2 separate regions of the Homo sapiens genome follow, and region 2 is linked to region 1. The links are chromatin contacts, found by Hi-C or POLR2A ChIA-PET in ENCODE. All regions are on one chromosome and are shown on one strand. The core of a region is the stretch at or near the end of the contact, and the rest is flanking DNA. Distances in the headings are between cores, read along the strand shown. Region 1 has its middle 80 kb from the start of RPS6KA2. Region 2 overlaps RNASET2 (ribonuclease T2).

Evidence for each region. Hi-C counts contacts between places; a loop is a spot of excess contacts on that map. ChIA-PET counts read pairs that join two places held with the same protein, here RNA polymerase II (POLR2A). Pooled maps may share reads with other maps.
Region 2: a pooled map shows a loop between it and region 1 (2.7-fold over the local background). The contact joins two enhancer-like sites. A Hi-C loop is called at or near these places in 1 of 50 pooled maps. POLR2A ChIA-PET finds 5 or more read pairs at or near these places in 2 of 52 experiments (H1 and WTC11).

The regions. Positions count from the first base shown.
Region 1 is chr6:166,703,654-166,711,258 of GRCh38, forward strand. It overlaps a transcript of RPS6KA2 not described here. Among named protein-coding and RNA genes, the nearest start is that of RPS6KA2, 80 kb to the left of the region's middle. Within about 2 kb of position 3,583, at least 3 of the 41 ENCODE cell types and tissues checked have a DNase peak (open chromatin) inside an H3K27ac peak, as active enhancers do.
Region 2 is chr6:166,950,066-166,955,000 of GRCh38, forward strand. It overlaps RNASET2 (ribonuclease T2), which reads right to left. Exons shown (of 9, transcript NM_003730.6): 2 at 2,423-2,483. Among named protein-coding and RNA genes, the nearest start is that of RNASET2, 4.0 kb to the right of the region's middle. RefSeq lists enhancers at 1-161, 287-336, 457-1,376, 850-1,535. Within about 2 kb of position 1,251, at least 24 of the 41 ENCODE cell types and tissues checked have a DNase peak (open chromatin) inside an H3K27ac peak, as active enhancers do.

The DNA.
Region 1 (7,605 bases), core at 2,333-4,832:
ATTTCTTCACAGAAGGAATATGAAGGAAATAAAGTGATACATAGCAGGCGAAATCACGGAAGCAGGATTTTGTTTAGAAGAATGCAAGGCTGCACTGACTGACTACAATTCAGAAGAGCTGCAGCTGCCAATGTCCTTTCTGCAATTCATTAACCTTATATGTACCTTTCCACTTTAAGGGATTTTTTCCACTCAAGAAAAAAACAAAAGGAGAATGGAAAAAATTATAGAAATATGAAATGGGACTTACAATGAAATAGAATAATTTGCATATTTTTCTCAGGTAACATATTTTATAAGACAATTTCAATTCTTCCAGCTGCTGTCTTCAGAAGAGCTTAAATATAATTCTGGATATTATTTTCATTTAAAAGAAGATATTGGCTCACACTTCTTGCAGAAAGCTGAGGAGCCAGAACTTGACTTCGTATAACAGAGGTGAGAGTTATATCCGGAAAAGAACAATTCTCCCCTCCAAATTAGGACAAGTTCAACAATATCCTAAATCACAGTGATTTTAAATACTTTTCATGCTTATAAGAGATTTTAAAATGAAACAGCAATCTGTGAGGTGTTGATAGCATGCAGTATGTAGCCAAGGTGACCCAAGGTCAGTGTCTCCTTCTAGATGCATCTGCAGGTAGTTAGCATTCGCCACCCACACACCTGGCCCAACAGGAACACTGACGAGGCATGCGCATACTGCTGATGAAATGCAGCCTGGTTTGCTCCAGAGCACATGTTTTCTAAAACACACGTGTAACTGATAGACTTAGCGACTGACTAGGTGTGAAGATAATATAAAAGTTGCATTAGTCATGAGCCAATTTCTCTGATGCACTCACGTTTTAAGTCACCGTGTAACAGCAGGTCTGTGCTATAACACAAAGGACTGTGACACAGGTGAACACAGCAAGACACCAGGAACACACTTGGATGCCCATCGGCCCCAGGTTTCTTCTGCTGGTCCTGTCTGGCCATGTGTTTGGGTTTGAAAGTGTCCAGATTGCCTGGTTCTCCTGGATCTTCACGCAAAAGAAACGAGCACATGATGGTGACCTGGAACTCTCCTCGCTGGCGTCACTGCATTTTTGCAAAGCCTGTAACTGTCCTGTCTGCATTCTGGGCTCCAAGGCTCAGTCCTCTGATCTTTCCTGACCTGTCCTTCCCCTAGGCTGCCTTCCTCTTTTTCCTTATTACAGTAAAGTTCTGTATGTACTGCAGCATATTCCATTTATTGGGAATTGAATATATTTCTTCTATGCCAGGATTTAAAATTAGGATTGTTAATATTGTGGTTTGTGCTCTGGTTACAGAATTTCTAAGGTTTGGGTGTTCTATCCCAGCACCATATTTTCTCAAAGCCTTGCTCTCTGCAGTGGGTGATTTTGCACAATGCAAACTTCTCAGGTACTTTCTTCTGAGCTCCAGGTCCCCATATCCAACATCTACTCAACATCTTATTCTGAGATGTTCACCTCAAACATGTGAGAATCAACATGTCAACATGTCAATACCTCTTGCAGGATTTCCTAACTCCACAGATGGTATCCGTCCAATTGTGCAAGCCAAGAGCAAGGCGCCAGCTGGGACGTTTCCCATACCCAATCTATCATCATGTCCCATTAAATTTTACCAGTAGTGTTTCTCGAATGTGTCCGTTTCTCTTTGTCTCTGCTGCCACCTTCATCTTACACCTGAATCACTGCAGCAGCCTCCTCCCTGGCCACAGCAGTCTATGAAACACTAATCTGAGCAGATCACCACCCTCCGCACAAACCCTTAGGGAACTAGAAGAAAAGTCGCTCAACTTGGTAAAGGCTACATTACAAAAACAACCAGTAAACATCACACTCAGTGGAGAAACTTTAAAATCAGAAGCAAAGATGCCCATTAACATCACAACTGCTTAGCATGGTACTAAAGGTCCTTACAGACAAAAAAGAAGAAAGAAGCAAGAAGGAGAGAGTCAGAAAACAAAATAAATTAGTGGTATAAGATTTGGAAGGAAGATAAAAAACATCCTTATTGGCAGATGACACAATCCTAGACATAGACACTCCAACAGAATAGAGACTATTAAAACTAACGAGAGTTCAGTGATGTTGATGGATTTACAGTGGGCTTAAAAATTACTAGCAATTATCCTCACCTATTGATACAGACTGAATGTTTGTGTCTCCCCTAACTCTTATGTTGAAATCTAATCCCAAGTGTGATGGTATTTGGAGGGGGGTCTGGGAGGTGATTAGGTCATGAGAGCAAAGCCCTCATGAATGGGATTATAAAAGAGACCTTATGAAAGAGACTCTAGAGAGGGCCCTCACACCTTCCACCACGTGAGGACTTGGCAAGAAGGCACTGTCTGTGAACCAGGGAGCAAGTGTCCACCAGACACTGGATCTGTGGGTTCCTCGATCTTGGACTTCCAGCCTCCAGAACTGTGAGAAACGAATTTCTGTTGTTTATAAGCCACTCCGTTTATCGTTTTTCATTACAGCATCCCAAATGGACTAACACACCTGCAATAACCAATTACAGTTTTTATTAAACTTAAGTGGTGAAATTTTATCAAATACCTCTCTGTACCAATTGAGAGGACCACATGGCTCATGTTGCTATCAACAAGAAAAGATAGGCAACCCAACCCAAAAAACAGGCCAGGAATGAAAACAGTTCACAGCAAGAGAAATGTAAATGACTGGCAAGTATGTGAAGAGTTCCTCAACTCAGTCAATGTAACCAGAAGAAATAAAATGAGGAGAAGACAATTCAAGCCATCATATTTATAAAATGTAAAGGCGTCATACAACCAAGAGTTGGTGAGCGTGGGAAGGAAGATCTGGGGCCTCCTGCAATTCTTCTGGAAGCGTCCCCTGCCGTGACTGCATGGAGAACACTTGAGCAGTCATGAAGATGAAGAACGAGTATCATCTGTGCTCTTTCCATCCCATGCTGCATAGCCTGGAGACCCCAGACCCCCAGCCCTCCACGACTGGATGGGTACCCAGGCAAGGGGACAGCTAGTTAGGCAGGCTTTACGCACAGTACCCAGGGGGAAGTAAAGCCCCGTGCCAACTGTCTGTGCAAAATGAAATATCACACGCACAGCCTGTTACTGTGTATCTTAAAGGATACATTCATATCTAAGAATATAGAGAGGGTGGGATCGGGAGGAAAAGTAAAATAGTATTAAACAAGAAGAGTCTTATTTTGACAGTTGTGCTAGAGTTCCTTGAATAGTAGTAACAAAACTCTGCATAGGAAGTTTTTGAAAAACATTAAGAGTAAATGGTCTTCAGATTTATTGGTGGAAGGGTGACAGCCATTCAAATGGATAAGTTCAATTTAGGAGTGAATATTACTCAAAATAGAACAAAGTCCAACATACCTATAATTAGTGTGCAGGAAGAAGAAAAGTACCCAGCAAACTTGAGAGTAAAGGCTGATCAGAGAAGAGAGTTAGCAGGCAAAGGAAGAGAAAACCAGCATCTGCTAGATGCCTTCCTTGTGGCAGCACTGGACAGATAACCCTTTGTGCAATGCCGGGGTTGCCGGGAAGGGGGCAGCTCTGCTCTCTGTGCAGATGGACGGCAGCCCGGCAGCCACGCAGCCCGCAGAGCAGAGCCGGGTTAGAGCACAGTTCCGTCTCACCCACACGGTTAGGGAGCTCCAACCATGTGGCAGGGAGACTTTCAGGAATAAGTGAAGGTCGGTTTCCAAAGTGCAGCATGATTCTTAGTAAGCAAATATTGTTGATTCATTACAAAGGTAAATAGAAACAGTTTCAATGGAGCAGTGAGGAACAAAACCAGGTGACTGGGTGGTGGGGAAGTGGCAGAGGAATGAAAATGACTTATAAATTAAGGATAGTGAATATCTGGGCACGTTTAAAGTTATGGATGACAGTAATGGAAGGAGTGCAGAATCAAGGCCCAGGGTCATTATAAAGGAGGAGGTCCAGACAGGTGCACCTGGATCAGATTGGGAGGTGACTAAACAAGTGACCTAAAATGTATAAATATAGTACCTTAATTATGGTGATCATTATTACTTATCTTCAGAGAGTAATCTTTCTTTCTTTCTCTCTCTCTCTCTCTTTTTTTTCAGGGTCTTACTTTGTTGCCCAGGCTGAAGTACAGTGGTGCGATCTTGGCTCCTAGGCTGGTGGCCTTGACCTCCCAGGCTCAAGCAATCCTCCCGCCTCAGCCTCCAGAGTAGCTGGAACTACAGGTGTGCACCACCGTGCCCAGATAATTTTTGAATATTTTACAGAGACAGGGTCTCACTATGTTGCCTAGGCCGGTCTTGAACTGCTGGCCTTAAGTATTCCACCTGCCTCAGCCTCCCAAAGTGCTGAGATTACAGGCATGAGCCACCACAACTGGCCTGAGAATAATTTCTTTTGCTAATATTGTACAACCACAGAAAAAAGGAAAATATTCTCCGGTAGAATTAAATCTATATACTTACACTTATTTATTAAAAATATTTGTGTTTTTTATTGGATCTAGAAAAAAACCTGATTTAATTCAATATATTTTTGTCACTATGTATTAATTCTGTTGGAAACATAATAGGATTGAGCTTGATGTCAAATAACAGGATGAAATCTTTTTTTTGCATAAAGGAACATAAAACTATTTATTGACCACTCTTCACAAGTATTTACAATAAAGTAAACATTATACAGTTGGATAACATTCTGATTACTGCAAAGTGGTTTTTCCTGGCTTTTGAAATCACTTTTAAGAATAGTTAACCTGGACTTGACACAGAAAAATCTCAACTCTCAAAAAGCTAAGCCACACCAAAGAAACTGCTTTATCAGGTTGTTGAAAACATTTAGGATGTTAAAAATAATTTCAGTATAAACAAAAATGCTTTCTTCCTTGCAACTTCCATTCCTCCTGCCTTGGAACCCTGGCAAAAGCTAAGAAGTTAGAAGACATTCCAAGACGTTTCGCAGGTCCTGAGAAGGTACTTACACACCCGCTGAGAGTTCTCGTCACCAGGCAGTGCACACTGCTAAACAGGCTTTACCAGTAGGCCTTTACTAGTACTATTTACAGTTACAATAAATAACTTTCTCTAAAGTTTTACCACAGTGACTTCCTTCTCATACAATTGAACTTGCTCACTTTCAAGTGTAATTATATTTTTGAAATACATACTTCTGAACTGAAGTCTCCACCATTAATTTTCATGGGCAATACATGATAAAATAAATGCATTGTACCACAAATTGCAATGTATTAAGTTCTGTGGAGTAAGTGAAGCCAGTCATGTAGACAACTGGGAGAGATATGAAATAGAAGTGACACACCGCTCCGTGTTGATATTCAAAGTAGAGAAACAAGGAAGAGGTGTGAGCCACAAGCTGTGAGCCTGCAGTGGGGTTCCATACACATTCCCCCAGCCGGGTACTATCGGCTTGTTTTAGCACGCCTCTTATCCGGGTTGTGCCTCAGTTTCCTCCTCCTTAAAGCAGCACTGAAGTTCATCTCACCTCTGCTTCCCTCACCGGTTGTCATAAAGATGTAACAAGATAACGGATGTGGGGTGCTTGTCAAGCTGGGCACGCATGTAGAAAATCATTACTTTTATTAATGGAGGAATAAGAACAATAGTCCCAGAAGTCAGAAATAAAGACACAACATATCCTCAAAATATCCTTAAAAATAAACACATGGGCTGAGTAAGTTGGCTCACGCCTGTCATCCCGGCACTTTGGGTGGCCGAGGCAGGAGGATTGCTGGAACCCAGGTGCTGGAGGCTAGCCTGTGCAACATAGTGACACTCCATCTGTACCAAAATAAATAAATAAATAAACACATGACCAAAAAGAAAAAACTATTTGATGGCTTCGCTTTATCCTAATCTCAAATCACATTGTTATTCTTTACATCATCTTTCTTTCTTCATAAAAGTCAGAATCTCAAAGGAAGTTGGTCAAGATCCTGATGTGCAGATGGGTTAAGAGGATTAGTAAATGTCAAATAACAAAATAAAAAGAAGAAAGGGATGAAATTAAGTCCTGGCACATTCCTCAGTTAGTTGTATTTCCTCTTTCTGGCCCAGACATCCCCTGGATTTATAGGTGCGTAAGTGTCCCTTCTCGTCACCAGGACAGCTTTAACTACCATCAAGAAGTATTTTTCAAATAAACACTTCAGTCTCTGTGTCTGAAGTGTTTATTTGACTGATCACAGCTGAGAACAAGTTAGGGGTTGACAAGGTCCTATTGTGGGCAGAACAACTGTGATTTTCTAAATGGAAGCACATCTTTAAAACTGTAAGAGGGTTTCAGTTTTCATGTACGCCATATTCTATTATCGAACCAGAATCTTCACTCTGAAGTACTATTCAAAATCCTGATGGAATAATAATCAAATTGATGCAACTTAGGTTTAATCCTGTTCACTTCTTAAATTATCACACAATGTCTTTTTTCCCTATCCTTACAAATCTCATAGTTTACCTTTGTAAGTATATGTGTATGTCAATTTAAAAAAATACAATGAAATCCCTGAACATCTGAAAGATTCCATTCAATTTTGCTGTTCTTATTAAAACTTATTTCAAATCTGGAGTATTCAAAGTAACACTTGAGTCATAATCTCTACAGCATGCTTTAGCCTTTAATCAGTTATATTGGACAGATCATCCTCAAACACTGCTCTCAGCACCCTGATGTCCTCCCACCATAATGTACTTTGTTCTGTACTCTTTGATATATTTTTTTGTAAAATATGTATATATGCATGCACGAGTGTGTGTGTGTATGTGTACGGTGTTTGTGGGGTATATGTGTATGGTATGTGTTGTGTGAGTGTGTGTGTGTGTGTGTGTGTGTGGTGTGTGTGTGTTATGTGTGGTGTGTATGTGTGTTTGCATTGTGTGTCTGTGTGTGTGTCTATGCCATCAAATACTATCTCTTTTGATTACATCCTGGAGGTGCATGTGTTATGCATCCTTCTTCTCTTCCAGGAAGATGGACTAGGCATGTATTTCCCTATTCTTCCCACTAAGTACAGTTGGAAACCCTGGACACTTCCTGGAAGATGACTCTGACAGGAGGAGAGAAGAAGTCAGGATAGCTAAGGGCCTCAGGACTTGAGGAGCAAGCTGGTGGAGAATTCCCTGGGTTTTCCTTTGCCTCATGTGTACTAGACCTGAAGCCAAATAAATCAGCAACCCAGGAATTCCAGCAGGCACAGACAAAATAAAATCCCAACAAAAGCCTCTAGCCACAGGACCAGGGAAGGGGGCAGAAAACTCTTAGATGATAACTGCTCTACTTTAGCCAAACAACACAGAAAAACCTTGGCCCCACCTTCACCCATGCCAGTAAAGGCTGTGTGGGTGGCCTAGAATTCCACCCTCATTAGTCTGTAAGGAGGTGCCCCAACATCCCCCCAGGGGTGGTGTCCACTGGTGGTGGTGGAGGACACTGAGGACTCTGACCACTGCCCAGGGGTAACAAGGCCATAAGTCTTCTTGGGATTAGTGGAGGCCACAGAGGGAGCTGGAGCCTCCACCCCCACAAAGCAGGAATAGCCCCACAACTTCCTTCATTGCAGTAATGAGGTGGTGCCCCCACTT
Region 2 (4,935 bases), core at 1-2,500, 240 kb after region 1:
CCATATTTACATTCAGTGTGCAGGGACACACCCACGTTTTGTCATGTAAATGCCTCCCTGAATGCAGAGCAGCCTGGTCTCAGGCCCTGGAGGCAGATCCTTCAGTGTGGGTCAAAGACAGTGCTTAAGTTCCAGCTCCTCCTCCACGGTCCTTCTTCCGTAGGAACCAAGGACTCCAGCAATCCCTCCCTATCTCAGAATGCCAGCTACACTCCCAACAATTGAAAGTTGATGCCAGGCAGCTTCCGGCTCCTTCTGTCCACTGCCCCAACCCAAGGCAAGGAAACAGCAGCAGGAGCGCAACATTAAGTCTGCAAAACTGAAAACGGGGCAATCTCGTGTACAGAAGTGAGCAAGAGCATAATTTGAGCCAGATAAGCAAAATTTCATTTTCGTTTGTCATCAGAAAAATCAGTGAGGAAGTAGAAGCGAAAGTCACTACCACTCAGTGCTAGAGGCAAAACATAAAGCCTGCGTGCTCCTGACAGAATGTGGTGCTAGCTCAGCAACACGGTCAAACACTTGAGAAGTGTGCAATGCACACCAGGGTCAGCTTGACACACCGAGCAGGGTACGCCCTGAGGTGCAGATCCAGGCAGTGTCCTGGCTCTGGGTGCTCCAATGAGAAGGGCCTGGACACTGACGCACTGAAGGGATGTGGGCATGGAGCAAAACGCAGCCAGATGATGAGGGGCCAGCCCGGAGGGCCGTGAGTGCCATGGGTGCCAAGCACAGCAAAGGAGGCAGGGAAGCTCTTGGGTCCTCTTCACTCACAGGACATGTTAATAAAATGTCCAATACATGGAGGGATGTAGGGACCAGCCCTACAGGGACTGTGGGTTTTTCTCCTCGTGTGGAGACGAGAGATTGTAGAAATAAAGACACAAGACAAAGAGACAGAAGAAAAGACAGCTGGGCCCAGGGGACCACTACCACCAAGACGCGGAGACCAGTAGTGGCCCCGAATGCCTGGCTGCACTGTTGTTTATTGGATACAAGGCAAAAGGGGCAGGGTAAGGAGTGTGAGTCATCTCCAATGACTGATAAGGTCACGTGAGTCACGTGTCCACTGGACAGAGGGCCCTTCCCTGTATGGCAGCGGAGGCGGAGAGAGAGAGAGGCCAGCTTACGCCATTATTTCTTCTATGCATTTCAAAGACTTTTAGTACTTTCACTAATTCTGCTACTGCTATCTAGAAGGCAGAGCCAGGTGTACTGGGTGGAACATGAAAGTGAAACAGCAGTGTGACTGCTGAAGCACAGCATCACGGGGAGATGGTTAGGCCTCCAGATGGCTGTGGGCAGGCCTGACTGATATGAGGCCTATCCACAAGAGGTATGGTGAAGCAGAGTCTGCTCTAACTCCCTTTCCCAGTCTGCTGAGTAACGGGTGCCTTCCCTAGGCACTGACGCTACCACTAGACCGAGGTCAGCTAAGTAATGGTTGCCTTCCCAGGCACTGGTGTTACCACTAGACCAAAGAGCCCTCTAGTGGCCCTGTCCGGGCGTGACAGAGGCTCACACTTGTCTTCTGGTCACTTCTCACCGTGCCCCTTCAGCTCCTATCTCTGTATGGCCTGGTTTTTCCTAGGCTGTAATTGTAGAGCAAGGATTATTATAATATTGGAATAAAGAGCAATGCTACAAACTGATGATTAATAATATTCATATATCATCATATCTATAATCTATTTCTAGTATAACTGTTCTCATTTTATATATTTTCTTTATTATACTGGAACAGCTTATGCCCTCGGTCTCTTGCCTTGGCACCTGGGTGGCTTGCCGCCCACAGAGGGAGGAGACAAACTGAGGCTTGCTGTGGGTTGAACCGTGTCCTCCCAGAAGATATATCCCTGTCCTAACCCCTCCTCCCATCTGTGAACATGACCCTACATGGACACAGGGTCTTTGCAGATGTCATCAAGAAAAGGTGATACCAGATTAGGGTGGGCCCTAAATCCAATTACTGGTGTCCTCATCAGAAGAGACAGAGAGACACAAAGTGGAGAACACACCGTGAAGGAGAAGGCAGAGATTGGGGTGATGGGTCAGCCCAGGAACGCAGAGGACCACGGGTCCTTACTAGAAGCTAGCAGAGAAACAGAACAAACTCTCTCAGAGCCTTCCAGGAGGAACCAACCCTTCTGACCCCTAGGTTGAAACTTCCCCTTCCAGGACCGTGAGAATAAATTCCTGAGGCTCTCAGCCACCCAGCTTGTGGCACTTTTGTTACAGCAGCCCTGGGAAGCTCACACACAGCCCTCCTGGAGGCAGTCTCTGCAGGAGACACCGCCCACCCGCCAGAGCGATGCCTACCTCCCGCACCAGCAGCGTGGGTGCCCTGGACGGGCACGTGCACACAAACCCCTCTTCACAGGGCTCCCCAGGCCCCAGGGCCCGTCAAGGCAGAAACACTCACCTCGCATACTGTCTCAGGCCAGTGCTGAACCATAATTAGTTTTTTCCACTCATGGTTGTCACTGTTAAAACATAAGAAACTTATTTTTCAAGAACTTTTTTTAAAGTTACAGAAAAAATTCATCCACCCATCCATCCCTTCAATCATTCATTCAGCACTGAGTGCTGTGGGAGGAGGAACACTGCCTGCCCTGCTGCTGCACACACTCCCGTGAGGAAGGCGGTACACCCCTACACTAAGAAGGCACGTGTGGTGGCGTCCAGTGCTGAGTGGCGGAGAACATGAATAGGATAAGGGGAGGAGGGGAGAGGAGGGGAAGCGGAGGCAGGGCAAGCTAGGAGTGCAGCCAGGGAGGGCCTCACTGAAGGGAAGCCACTGAGCCACGAAGCACCTTTCTCCTAAGGATGCTCAAGAGAAATGCAGACCCACGATCCCTCCCCTGCATTCGTGAAACCCATAAAAGCCTGAAACCTGGTAGTTTTTTGTAATTCATTTGGCAACAAAACATAACCTGAACTAGCATAACGCTATTTATCGTTACTACCCCAACTCAGTTTTTAGACTTCACTTGCTTCTCTGCAGAATTTGTGTCATTTGATTTTAGGGTGCTACTTCAGATGCCACCAGGACTGTTAACTTGAACACGGTATGTGCACTGCATCATGAATGTTATTCACGACATGGTATGCACACAGCACTGCATCACACGTGTTACCCAGAACCTGGGGCCACACTGGATCACAAACCTGAACACCGTGAAACTCATCTGACTCTAAGACTTCAAAGAAGCCACTGTGGAGCGGCAGCTTATTCATGGCAGTAGGCCTCTAGCCAGAACTGCAAGACTTAACGAGACTGAAGTAAAAAGAGCAGCTTGCAAAAAATGCACATGGAAAAAGCCAGCAGCAACACAGGATATAAGTCAAGCAGACACTTCAGGATAAATCAAATTTTAGAAGGGAAGATTCCAAGTAAGAAGATCAAGTTGTCACACATTAGCTTTTGTAAATAATTGAGTCCTGTTGAATTTGTATAGAATTTACAGTTAAGATGGTATGAAAACTTAGTTGTACATTGGAACTAATTATGCAAGCTCTCAGTATAAAAGGAAAAAAGGGTTCAAGCGTGGTGGCTCACACCTATAATCCCAGCACTTTGGGAGGCAGAGGCAGGAGGATTGCTTGAGCTCAGGAGTTCAAGACCAGCCTGGGCAACATGGTGAAACCCTGTCTCTACAAAAATTAGCCAGGTGTGGTGGCATGAACCTGTAGTCCCAGCTACTTGGAAGGCGCTGAGGCAAGAGGATAGCTTAAGCCCAGGAGGTGGAAGATGCAGTGAGCCCAGATCACATCACTGCACTCCAACCTGGGCTACACAGCCAGACCCTGTCTCAAAAAAAAAAAAAAAGGATGAGCTGCAGGGTGAGAATTGGAGCTGGTAAAGCATTTTTTACCCTTGGGTGAAAAACCTTATTTTACATAGTCGGAACCTGAGGCTGGAAAGCTTAGCAACACCCAGGAAGATGAGACTATCAATATGCTTACAACAAAACTACCAAGACTCAGACGTTTGTAACAAACTCTCCATCTAAAACCAGGCAGAGTGATGTGACTGCAGGAGACCCCCTCCCACACAGATGCCCCCCTCCCCTATTCACGGAGAAAGTAATGGAGAAGCTAAAGAAAGTCAAAGAAGAAAGAAAAATCACCAAGGTCTCAAAACCAGTTAGAACTTGGGAAAATGCCCGCTGACCTATGAAGCCCTCGTGGTCTGAATCAACCATGTTCTCGCAAATCTTGCCTGCTCAAGTTTGTCCGATCATATCAGTTGCATGAATTATGGGCTGGGGTGGGGGATCCACATATGACAGCCTGTTTTATGCTAATGTTTACTTCCAGCCAGACATCATTCCAAGTTACATTCTGTACCTTAACTGATTTCTCCTGAAGCCAACTCTGTGAGGCTGACTGTTACTATTTCTACTTTACAGATGAGGAAACTGGGGCATAGAGAGCTCAAAGGTCCCACACCTGGGTGTGAACTAGCAGTTTCCACTCAGCCAGCAAGGGCCAGCATGCCACAGACTTCCCCAGTGAGAGGCTCTGAACCTCATGGCCAATAAATAAGGACATAAATGTAGCTCTTTTTCAGAAAATACACTTTCCGGAACACTGAAATATAATGCTACATTTTAATGTACATGATTAAAAATATATACCTAAGGTGTTTAAAAAGTAAAACCCTGGCCGGGTGCAGTGGCTCACGCCTGTAATCCCAGCACTTTGGGAGGCCGAGGCGGGCGGATCACCTGAGGTCAGAAGTTCGAGACCAGCCTGGCTATTAAAAATACAAAAATTAGCCAGGCGTGGTGGTGTGCATCTGTAATCCCACCTACTCAGAGGCTGAGGCAGGAGAATCGCTTGAACCCGGGAGGTGGAGGTTGCAGTGAGCTGAGGTCACGCCACTGTACTCCAGCCTGAGTGACAGAGTAAGACTGTCTAAAAAAAAATAAA